2 separate regions of the Mus musculus genome follow, and region 2 is linked to region 1. Evidence: chromatin loops called from intact Hi-C (ENCODE). Cell type or tissue: gastrocnemius. All regions are shown on one strand.

Evidence for each region. Peaks named below come from ENCODE experiments on the same cell type or tissue, not always from the same donor. Only the 100,000 strongest peaks of a DNase experiment are listed, where the experiment ranks them.
Region 2: a loop joins it to region 1, with 7 times the contacts of the local background. A loop is called at or near these places in 30 of 42 quality-filtered maps.

The regions. Positions count from the first base shown.
Region 1 is chr2:164,415,245-164,420,244 of GRCm38, reverse strand. Rbpjl (recombination signal binding protein for immunoglobulin kappa J region-like) reads right to left here. Exons shown (of 12, transcript NM_009036.1): 12 at 4,797-5,000. Among named protein-coding and RNA genes, the nearest start is that of Matn4, 13 kb to the right of the region's middle. In gastrocnemius, a CTCF peak has its summit at 2,870 (motif pointing left); DNase peaks (open chromatin) are centred at 1,701 and 2,856; H3K27ac peaks cover 257 bases.
Region 2 is chr2:164,514,972-164,519,971 of GRCm38, reverse strand. No RefSeq gene overlaps it. Among named protein-coding and RNA genes, the nearest start is that of Pigt, 20 kb to the right of the region's middle. In gastrocnemius, a CTCF peak has its summit at 1,930 (motif pointing right); a DNase peak (open chromatin) is centred at 1,942.

The DNA.
Region 1 (5,000 bases):
GTGTGTGTGTGTGACTGTGAATGAGTATGCATGAGCATTAGTACCTCTGAAGGCCTGAGATATTATATTCCCCAGAATTGCAGAATTGGAGTTACTGAGCTATGTGAGGTAAGCACTGGCAAAGGAACCTGTGTCCTCTGAAAGAGCAGCTGGTGCTCTCTAACCCCTGAGCCATCCATCTCTCCAGGCCCCTCACTCTCTTCTCTTGATGTGGGTAGGATTAACATATTATGTAGGGTGCTGCTGGGTTTATAATAGGTTACATTACATAACACAGGTACAGGATTAAGCAGATGTGTTAATGGCCACAATTAGTTGATTCATGAGAAAAAGAAAGAAAGAAAGAAAGAAAGAAAGAAAGAAAGAAAGAAAGAAAGAAAGAAAGAAAGAATCCTTGTGGATCTGACTTAGTCAGTTGGCCTCAGCAAAGCAAGGTGCTGTGAGTTCAGTAGCTTCAAGAAATTAAATTTGCAAACAGTCATTTGAACCTAGAGCATGAGTCCTGGGAAACCCTAAGCAGACCAGTTAGGCTGCACTTGGACTCCTTGGAAACGGCAGACAATGTATATGTGTTGTTGTAACCTGATACTTTGTGGTGATTTGTTGTGTAACAGACACCAGCACAGAGAGGTCGTTTACCTCCTGTGGGCTATTGTTTTTCCTAGCTAATAGGAGAATATTCTCTACTTTAGAAGGTGTTTGAGTCGGCTAACCATGGTGGTACATGCCTTTGATCCTAGCACTGGAAAGGCAGAGGTGGGGGGCGGGGGGGGGGGAATCTCTTAAGTGTTCCTGGCCAGCCTGGGCTATGTAGTGAGATCCTGCCTCCACCTCCCCACCCATAAACAAACAAAAACTAAGAGCAGTGGCTGCAGCTAGCCCATAGGTCGTGTGGAAAGGTCTTCTACACTGATTATTTTATTCTTCATGCCTCTTTATGAAGCGGAACCTAAGGTGCGTAAATCTTAAGTAACCCGAGGCCACCGAACTCACCTAGCAGACACACATGGCTCTGACCCTGGATCCAGCTACGATTAGGACAGCTTTCCTGCATCTTAAGGCACCGCTGAAAATGTGGGTGAGAGTGGAAAGAGTACGTATGAAACACATACAGTCTCTCCGAACTGGGCAAAACTGTGTGCAGAACTCCCAGTCGGACTACCAGCCAAAGTCAGGGAGAAAGGGCTCAAGGATGAACTCGGTTGGGAGGGGCGTCACCTCAGGGTGGGAGGGGCTTCACCTCTTTATTTTGACAAGGATTCCTCAGCCTGGCCTTTAACTCAAGATGACCTTGAATATTTTTGTCTATTTGTGGGGTTTTGTTTTTGTTGTTGCTGTTTATTGATACAGAATTTCTTTGTGTAGCCCTGGCTGTCCTGGAACTAGCTCTGTAGCCCAGGCCAGCCTGGAGCTCAGAGATCCACTTGCTTCTGCCTCCTAAATGCTGGGACTAAAGTCATGTGCAGCCACTGCCAGGCGACCTTGAATTTCTAATACCCTTAATTCTACCTCTTGAGTGCTGGGATCACAGGCACATGCCATCATGCCTGTTTGATGCAGATGGGGACCTGCACCTGGCTGTGTGCAGGCTAGGCAATTACTCTACCAAGTGAGTTACATCTCCAGCTCCCTGCCAGAATTCGCTTTAGCTGGGGTTAATCCATGAAGAACTCAATGGCGCAAGGCTTTGACTTGCCCAGAACTTTGCTTGCACCCCCATCCCCCAACCACCCCAGCAAGCAGCCAGCTGCAACAGGTGTTTGCCACTTCACCCATTCAGAGTATTATTGTACCACCATTAACCTTACTTTGTCCCTTGGGGTTTGGAACAGAGCCAAACTTGACTAGGGTTGGGGGGGGAGGGAGGGAAGGAAGAGGGGAAGGAGGGAGCCAGAGAGAGAGAGAGAGAGAGAGAGAGAGAGAGAGAGAGAGAGAGAGAGATTGATTTCACTTCACCTTTTTTTCTCTCTTGACATCTTCATGTTCTGTGCTCCCAGCCACCTGTACCTTTCCCAGGAACAGAAATGTCTTAAAATTGTACCATGTTATTTTAACTAATTTCTCTTTGTAGAAAACCTCAACAGAAATAGATGTCAGAGGACCCAAGGTCACAGCCTTTCTTGGTGGCAAGATTTCTAACTGGCGAGAGATGGGAACAGACTGGCGTCTTTGGTTTTGTCCTCACCCTGTCCCCCCCCTTATCCTGTCCCTCCTGCAGAACTCATGTTCCCACTGTAGCCTAGTGTGGAGAACCTCAGAGCCCAGACTGTGTATCAGTCAGGAGTGCAGGACTCAAAGCAAGGACAGGTTGTGTCATCAACCTGCCATGAGCTTCACCTCTCCTTGCTTGGAGCCTCAGTTTACCCAGAATGTGTCCTAGGGTAGTGACTCCCAGCTTTTGACTTTTTGTTGGCGTCATACAGGAGCATATGACAGAAGTCCAGATGCCCAGGACTCTCTACACAGATTTCAATCTATTTCCTTTTCCTTTTTCTTTTTGGCAAGGTCACTCTGACTATCCTGGAACTTATTACACGAACCAGGCTGGCCTTGGACTCAGAGAGATCTGCCTGCCTCTGCCTTCAGAGCGCTGGGACGAAATATGTTTGCCACCACACCTACTATAAAGATAGCTAACTTTTACAACTACCTTGCTGAGTCCAGTGAAGTAAGCAAACCCACAGGAGGGCTTTAGGAATTTTGTAAATTTCTTGGAGCTATGTGGAACTGAGCAAGTAAACCTCCAAGAACCCCAAGGCCACGGAAAAGATTATCTTGAAGGATTCCAATTGCTTTTTTTTTTCTTTCTTTCTTTCTTTTTTTTTTTTTTTAAAACAACCTCTTTTATGTTTGTGAGGGGAACAGTGCCACCTGGTGGCTTTCCTTTGCACTTGCAAGCCATCATTAGCTGGCAAAGCAATGGAATTCCTTAAACAAGGAGTTAACAGAGAGATAAACAAACAAAAAGTACATGGTAAACTTACTTTCATATGAACCTCACGGCCTAGTGGTAGCAACTCATACAGGAGGCAGAATAGAAGGCAGAAACCTGTGGCCAGGGATCTGTAAAGCCTTTAGAATAGATCTGGCCTGAGTTCACCATCTCCTGTCTCTGATAGAAATTACTGGTGAGATTTAAACAAGCGGCTGGTGAATTTTCACTTTACACTGGAAAACTGGGAAATCCTGTGACATTCTCCTAGCTCTGGAAGGCAGAGTAGTCGTGTGGTACAAGGGGGAACTATTTTGCTGTGGAAGAAGAGATAGGGTCCCCAAACCTTGGGGATGGGATTGCAAGTTAGAGAGGCAGATAGAAGAGTCAATGGCAGGAAGAAGATGGAGAGAGAAGGATTTGACGCCAGCGGACTCAGACCCTGGTCAAGAAATCCTTCACAGATCAGGCCTGCAGCTGGAACTCAAAATAGGGCAAAGTTAAAGTTTTGGGCTCAGACTCTTAGGTGGGGCCATTGGTTATAAGGTCTCCTGAGAGGTAACAAAGAGCACAGGATGCAGGCCTGGGCTCGGGATGCACCCCTCGAGGCACAGCATGGTCCCTTCCTTTGCTTCCTTCTTGTGTCAATGTCACCATGGAATGATGACACAAACTACATGAGGCGGGTACTTCATGTCGGGGACACAGCTCATCAGAAATGTGCCCTGCATTGTTCAGCCAAGATTCATAGTCTAGGGCCACAGAAACAAGCTTCTTCTAGGCCTTTTGTGGTCAATTCCAGCTTGTCAATAGCAGACGACAGAAATCAGTGAAGAAAACAACACCAATCCAGAAAAAGAAAAATCATTGGAGACTCTATGAAGTCTTTGTTTGTTTGAGGCAGGGTTTCTCTGTGTAGCTCTGGCTGTCCTGGAACTCACTCTGTAGATTAGGCTGGCCTCAAACTCAGAGACTGGCCTCTTGAACACTGGGATCAAAGGTGTGCGCCACCCCTGCCCTGCCACTCTATGAAGTCTTATGAATGAATTTATTTCTGGTTTCATAGGGGACTTTCTACATTTGGGGGCCGGATGGGGGTCGGAGGGGGGTTACAGGAAATGAACTCTTCCTCCTGGGCTAAGGAAAGTTCCAGATCGTTAGGGCTTTGAACCCACATTTCAGATGAAATCTGTCATGGTCAGGGTGTTATGGCTGTAGACCAACCTCATATTTCAAATCAATACTTCCTACCAGGCAAGACCAGAGACTGACATCCATTCTACCTATGTCTTTGGTTTTCATAGCCCAAGCCAGGATCCTGCCAGTTTCCTTTTCCTTAGAAGCACAGAGTAAGCAGGGTAAGGCTGACCAGAGCCGGGTGTAGCTCCAGCATGGGTCCCACATTCAGAGGTTTATTTCTCAGTTGTCTGATTTCTGAGTTGTCTCATTGTCCTGTTGTCTCATGACTTCTGTCTGCCTTGACGTGGGAAAGATATGTTCTGAAGAGGCCCTATGTTTGTCTCTGACTCTGCAGTGTTTTCTTGTTTGGTGTGGTGGTTTGAATATATTTGGCCAAGGGAGTGGCACTGTGAGGAGGTGTGGCACTGTGAGGAGGTGTGGCCTTGTTCTAGTAGGTGTGGTTTTGTTGGAGTAGGTGTGTCACTGTGGGTGTGGCCTTTAAGACCCTCATCCTAGCTGCCTGGAAGCCAGTCTTCTCCTAGCAGCCTTCAGATGAAGATGTAGAACTCTCAGCTCCACCTGCACCATGCCTGCCTGGATGCTGCCATGCTCACACCTTGATGATAATGGACTGAACCTCTGAACTTGTAAGCCAGCCCTAGTTAAATGTTGTTATAAGAGTTGCCTTGGTCATGGTGTCTGTTCACAGCAGTAAAACCCTAACTAACTAAGATACTTGGCATGGGGGTATAGCTAGTTGCTGGCTGCCAAGGTAGCCTCTAGGCTTAGGGTATCTGCTGCCTTAGAACCCCATTTCTTCTCCGCAGAGAGTCATAAAGGTGCCAGCTCCATCAGACTCTGGTTTGGATGGAATCCGGGGAGCACTCAG
Region 2 (5,000 bases), 100 kb before region 1:
GACTACACAGAGAAACCCTGTCTCGAGAAACCAAAAAAAAAAAAAAAAAAAAAAAAGAAAGAAAGAAAGGAAGGAAGGAAGGAAGGAAGGAAGGAAGAAAATTACCTTATTATAGAGCCAACAATACAGATTTGGGATACCCCAAACTCCATGATCCAACTGTTACAAGGCAAGCCCACCAGAGACTACCATATGGACACTCTTTTTTAAAGATTTATTTTATGTATATGAGTACACTGTAGCTGTACTGATGGTTGTGAGCCACCATGTGGTTGCTGGGATTTGAACTCAGGACCTTCAGAAGAACAGTCAGTGCTCTTAATTGTTGAGCCATCCCTCCAGCCCCCATATGGACACTCTTAAAGCTGAAAAGTAGTCTTTATTGCTGGCTGGCAGCTGCACAAACCACTTGCCCAAACCATGCAGCCCGACTCTAACAGCCCTTGCTGGGTCTTTTATGCACAACATTACATCATCCAGGTTGTCACACTTCAGCCAGCCAGAAAGCAAGGTTAGTTCTTTTAGGGACTTTTCTGAACAATGAGCCAGGTCTTTGATGGATTAGGTCTTTGTTCCGACTTTGGCAGGTTTGGGAGGCCTATGTGCTAGGTTTTAAGATCAGTATGGCGCCTCTACTATGGTGTCAGTTGTGCTAAGTTCTGGGGGCCAGTCACAGAATGTGGTAACCGTCCGATGACGTTTTTATAGCAACAGAACAAACAAAGTCATAAATCAAAGCACTTGCAAAGGCATTGGTAAGAACACTAGGTAAGGGGGTCACGGCAAAGCAGGGGAAACCACATAGGCCTCAGATGCTATCAGCTGCCATTCTTTGCCCTTTGGTTGGTTGGAAGCTAAGGTAGAGATCTATTCATACATTCCAAAGGATTTACCTAATGGTCACAAAGTTGTTAAGTCATATGCAGAGGAGTATAATGAACGGCCATAAAGGGAGCAAAAAGATGCCCCAGGATAGCTTGATTCTGGACTCGCCACATTCCAACTGCTCCACATCACTGCGGCTCTGAGCAGCTCATCAGCCTTGCAGAAGGCTCCAAGGAACGTGCAGTTCTTTCCAGGAACTGTCATTCACAGTATTAAAAAAAAAAATGGTAGATAAGACAGCCCAAGTGGTCAGTCACAGTGGGGTTGCCACTGTGAGCTGAGCATTCTGGGTCACTCTGGGAAATGTAACTTCTTTCTCTTCTCCCAAAGTCTGGCCCTGCCTTCCTTGGGTTTCCTCGCTGTTTCTCTGAAGCTACCCCCCACCCCCACCTCCATCCAGGAGGTTGCTTTCAAGCCCTGTGATTTTTTTCTTTCCTCCATCTCCCTCCTCTGGGCAGCTGCCAAGGTTTACAGCTTGCTTGCCTGGTGTTCGTCTCAAACGCGAATAAAAATTGTCCTGGAGCTTTAGAAAGAAAGAGAAAAGACAGTCAAGTGGACCTGGAGTCTTGGCAGATTAGTGTCTTGGGGCCTGAGCCTCTGAGCTTACAAAATGGGGTTTATAAAAGCAACACTCACCCATCCCCACCCCCTGAATATTAAAACAGGTATTTGAGACTACAGAACACAGAGGGCTGCAGTTGAAAACGATAAATAATTCACAGCTCCCAAGAGAAAAGTTTGGATCTTACCGCAGGCCAACACAGCAAATCCCTCTTTTCTCTGCCGGCCTGATGAGGAAACCTAAGGCACAGAAAGCCAGCGCGGTTTTCAGAGCGGGGATACTTCCACCTCTTCCCTTAGCCTCAGAGCCGCCAACCAACCTGCTTCGGATGGAAAGAATGAGGTGTCTACCAAAGTTGGGGAACCGAGGCTGCGGAGATGGGCTGCAGCCAGCTCAAGCACTCCTCTGATGGCAGAGGAGCCCCACTTGGTGCTGGTTGACAGCCTCTGGTCCCCTCAGTGGGTCCTGCAAAGCCTGAGGGGACTGCCATTCCCCAGTCTGACCAGGAGGGGGCGACAAACCCCACCCCGCATTAGAAAGCCCCGTGAGGAGATTGTAACTTGCAGAGAGGAGAATCCACCCAGCCTCTTAGGTCCTGACTGTTTAGTGGGCTTCCTGTGAATCTTATTGGACGACATTACACACACACACACACACACACACACACACACACACACACACACACACACACACGCAAAAATCTCATAGAGACGGGCTCACCTCCATTTTCAGGTCCCTCTGAGTATGGGGGGGGGGGAACTGTTAAAAATCTTCAAAGCAGGGGTGAGGTGGGGAGGGGCTGGGGAGGTGGAGAGAGGGCTCAGACTTTGGTTGGGATCCACACACATAACTGTCCAGCTCCAAGGATCTGACTCCCTCTTCTGGCCTCTGTGAGCAAAGCACTCACAGGCACACTCTTTAAAAAACAAAAGCAAAAAACAAACAACAAAAGAAAACAGATCCTTAACAAATTTAAAGATTCTTTAAAATACTTGATTATTAACATAGAGGACTACAAAATATACCCTCAAGATCTTTATAGAGAAGAGCGGTGTACCTAAATGGAGGAGTATACACTTAGTATGTTTAAGGGCCTGGTTTGGTCCCTAGAATTTAAAAACTAGCAATAATCTTTAGAAAGTTCTCTTTCTTCCTTCCTTTCTTCCTTTCTTCCTTCCTTTCTTCCTTCCTTTCTTTCTTTCTTTCTTTCTTTCTTTCTTTCTTTCTTTCTATTTATTTATTTGCTTTTCAGTTCCCTTTATTGGACTGCTCCCGTCTCCCATTCACTCTGCATCACCAACTCAGTATCCCAAGGCACCAGGTGCTCAAAGGCCACTGCAGCGTGCACCTGGCTCTGCACTTCCTCCCAGACCACAAGATTATAAGAGCACCCCTCACACACCCAGGGGCTCCTATTACAGAGATAAAAAGGTTCTTGCCAGGAATACCTACGTGTGGCCTCCTCTGGCTGCATAGCTTTCTCAGAGCACAGAGGCCCCAAGATATTCAGAATTTGGTCCCATGTCAGATCAGTGCTCGGAACGAAAGGTGAACACAGTATAGCTATCACGGGAAAGTCCCTAAGCAGAGGAAAGTGTCCGTTTATCGAGTACAAAATGATGAATCCTTAGAAAATCACAGCCGCTGTCACCGTTCAATCTTTCAATGTCTCAGCTGAGATAAAATGATACAGGCTTGTGTTTCCCCCGGGGCTACAAGTTTGGACTGAATGATTCAAAGTGGAAGGAAATGCCTGTGAAAAATTTGGCCCACAGCCCAAAGCAGCCAACTGAAGAAATGAACACTGAAGAGGCTCAGCCCAGACAAGGCACCACAGGGAGAAGGCACGCCGTGGAATGCCCTCTGTAGTGCCTCATCTTTCAAAGCACTCAGGGAAGGGTTGCGTTTGGCTCACAGTTTGAAGGGATGCAGTCCGTCAGGATGGGGGAGGCATGGCGGGAGTGAGAAGTGGCTGATCACATGGGGTTTAGTCAGGAAGCAGAACTGCTGCTGGTGCTCGGCTCCCGTTCTCCTGTCTACCCCATGGAGGACCCCAGCCCTTGTCATAGTGCCACCCTAGGCCATCCTGCTTCAGTTAAGCCTCTCTGAAGATGCCCTCACTGACACCACTGATCCGTCTAGAGGTGTGTCTCCTAGGTGACTCTAAATCCCACCAAGCTGAGACTCACACCCCTTTTCCAGAGTGCCTTTAAGCTACAGAGCAGCCTGCAGAAGCAGCCATCAGACTGCGCTCTGGGGCAGGCATGAGAACAGCAGACCTCAGATTCAGGACAGGGACATCACAGGGAACATGTTGACACCAGTTGGAATAAGGAAGAGGCCAGGGTAGCACTGTCCGTACCGAGCATGAGTCTGGTGAGTGGAAACCATAGAACAGATCTGTACCAGCTCACAGCTGGGGCTTTGGCTAATGCCGGTCAGTATGGCCAGAGCCTTTAAAATAAGTACGGCCATTCATGCAAGACAATAAACACGTTGTTTCAAAATTAATTAAATAAACCAAACACAAAGAGCTGCTTTTTCTCCCGGGGATGTTGAGACAACTGGATGGGAGGCTCTGGATGGAGACCAACAATAACAGAAGGGCAGGAGGCGTCCTGTCGTCCCTCAGGACCTTGCTGTTATCCTGTCTTCCCTCTGGGGCCTATCTATCCCACTCACTTTGCAGACAGGAAAACTGAGGCCCCAAGAAGTCACTTACCATTTCCAACCTCATCTACAATAGTGAGTCTGAAGACTGGCTCGCTGGAGGAGGCTGGCATTATGAAATTTGTTCAGAAGCCATCACAAGCTCCTCCAAAGGCAGTGACCCCACCTCCAGGACAAGGAGTCCCGTTCCTCTGGCTCAGCTCGCATCCCTTGCTCATCTAGAAAACGCAAAGCGAGATTCTTCCCAGAGGCCCGGGGGTATCGGGCCACTTCTTCTTCTGCGGCAGGTGTATATTCCAGGCCCCAATCCAGGCGTGGAACTATGAGCCACTGATATCCCAGAATTCAGCAGCTTGTCTTCTGCCTGGTGGTTGTGATCCTGCCTCAGCCTGCTGAGTAGCTGGGATTTTCAGGTCTCTATCCGGCTTGTATTTGGATTTAAAACTAGTTCCTCAACTAATAGGTTTTATGATTTTTGTAAAATCAACAAACTTTTCTCTGAAGGTCAGTTTCTTCTTTTGTGGAAATAATATGTCCTCTGGAGGGCTAGTTAGATAATGCAAAGTATGGTCTAGGCCAAAGCTTGACAAAGACAAGGGGCTCAGAAAGAAAAATTAACCAGTAGGTTTAAAAAAAAAAAAAAAAGACAAGGAAAGGAAAGGCAAACAAAGCATGGGTTGGGGCGGGGTGGGGCAGGGTAGGGCAGCTGGAGAGAAGGTTCAGCAGTCAGCATTGGCCTGCTCCTGCAGAGGACCAGAGTTCAGGGTTCAGCGCCCACTTGGCAGTTCACAATGTGTTCACAATAGGATCTCCAGTTCCAGAGTATACAACATCCTTTTCTGGCCTTGAACACGGCATGCATCCAGTATACACATCTGCATGC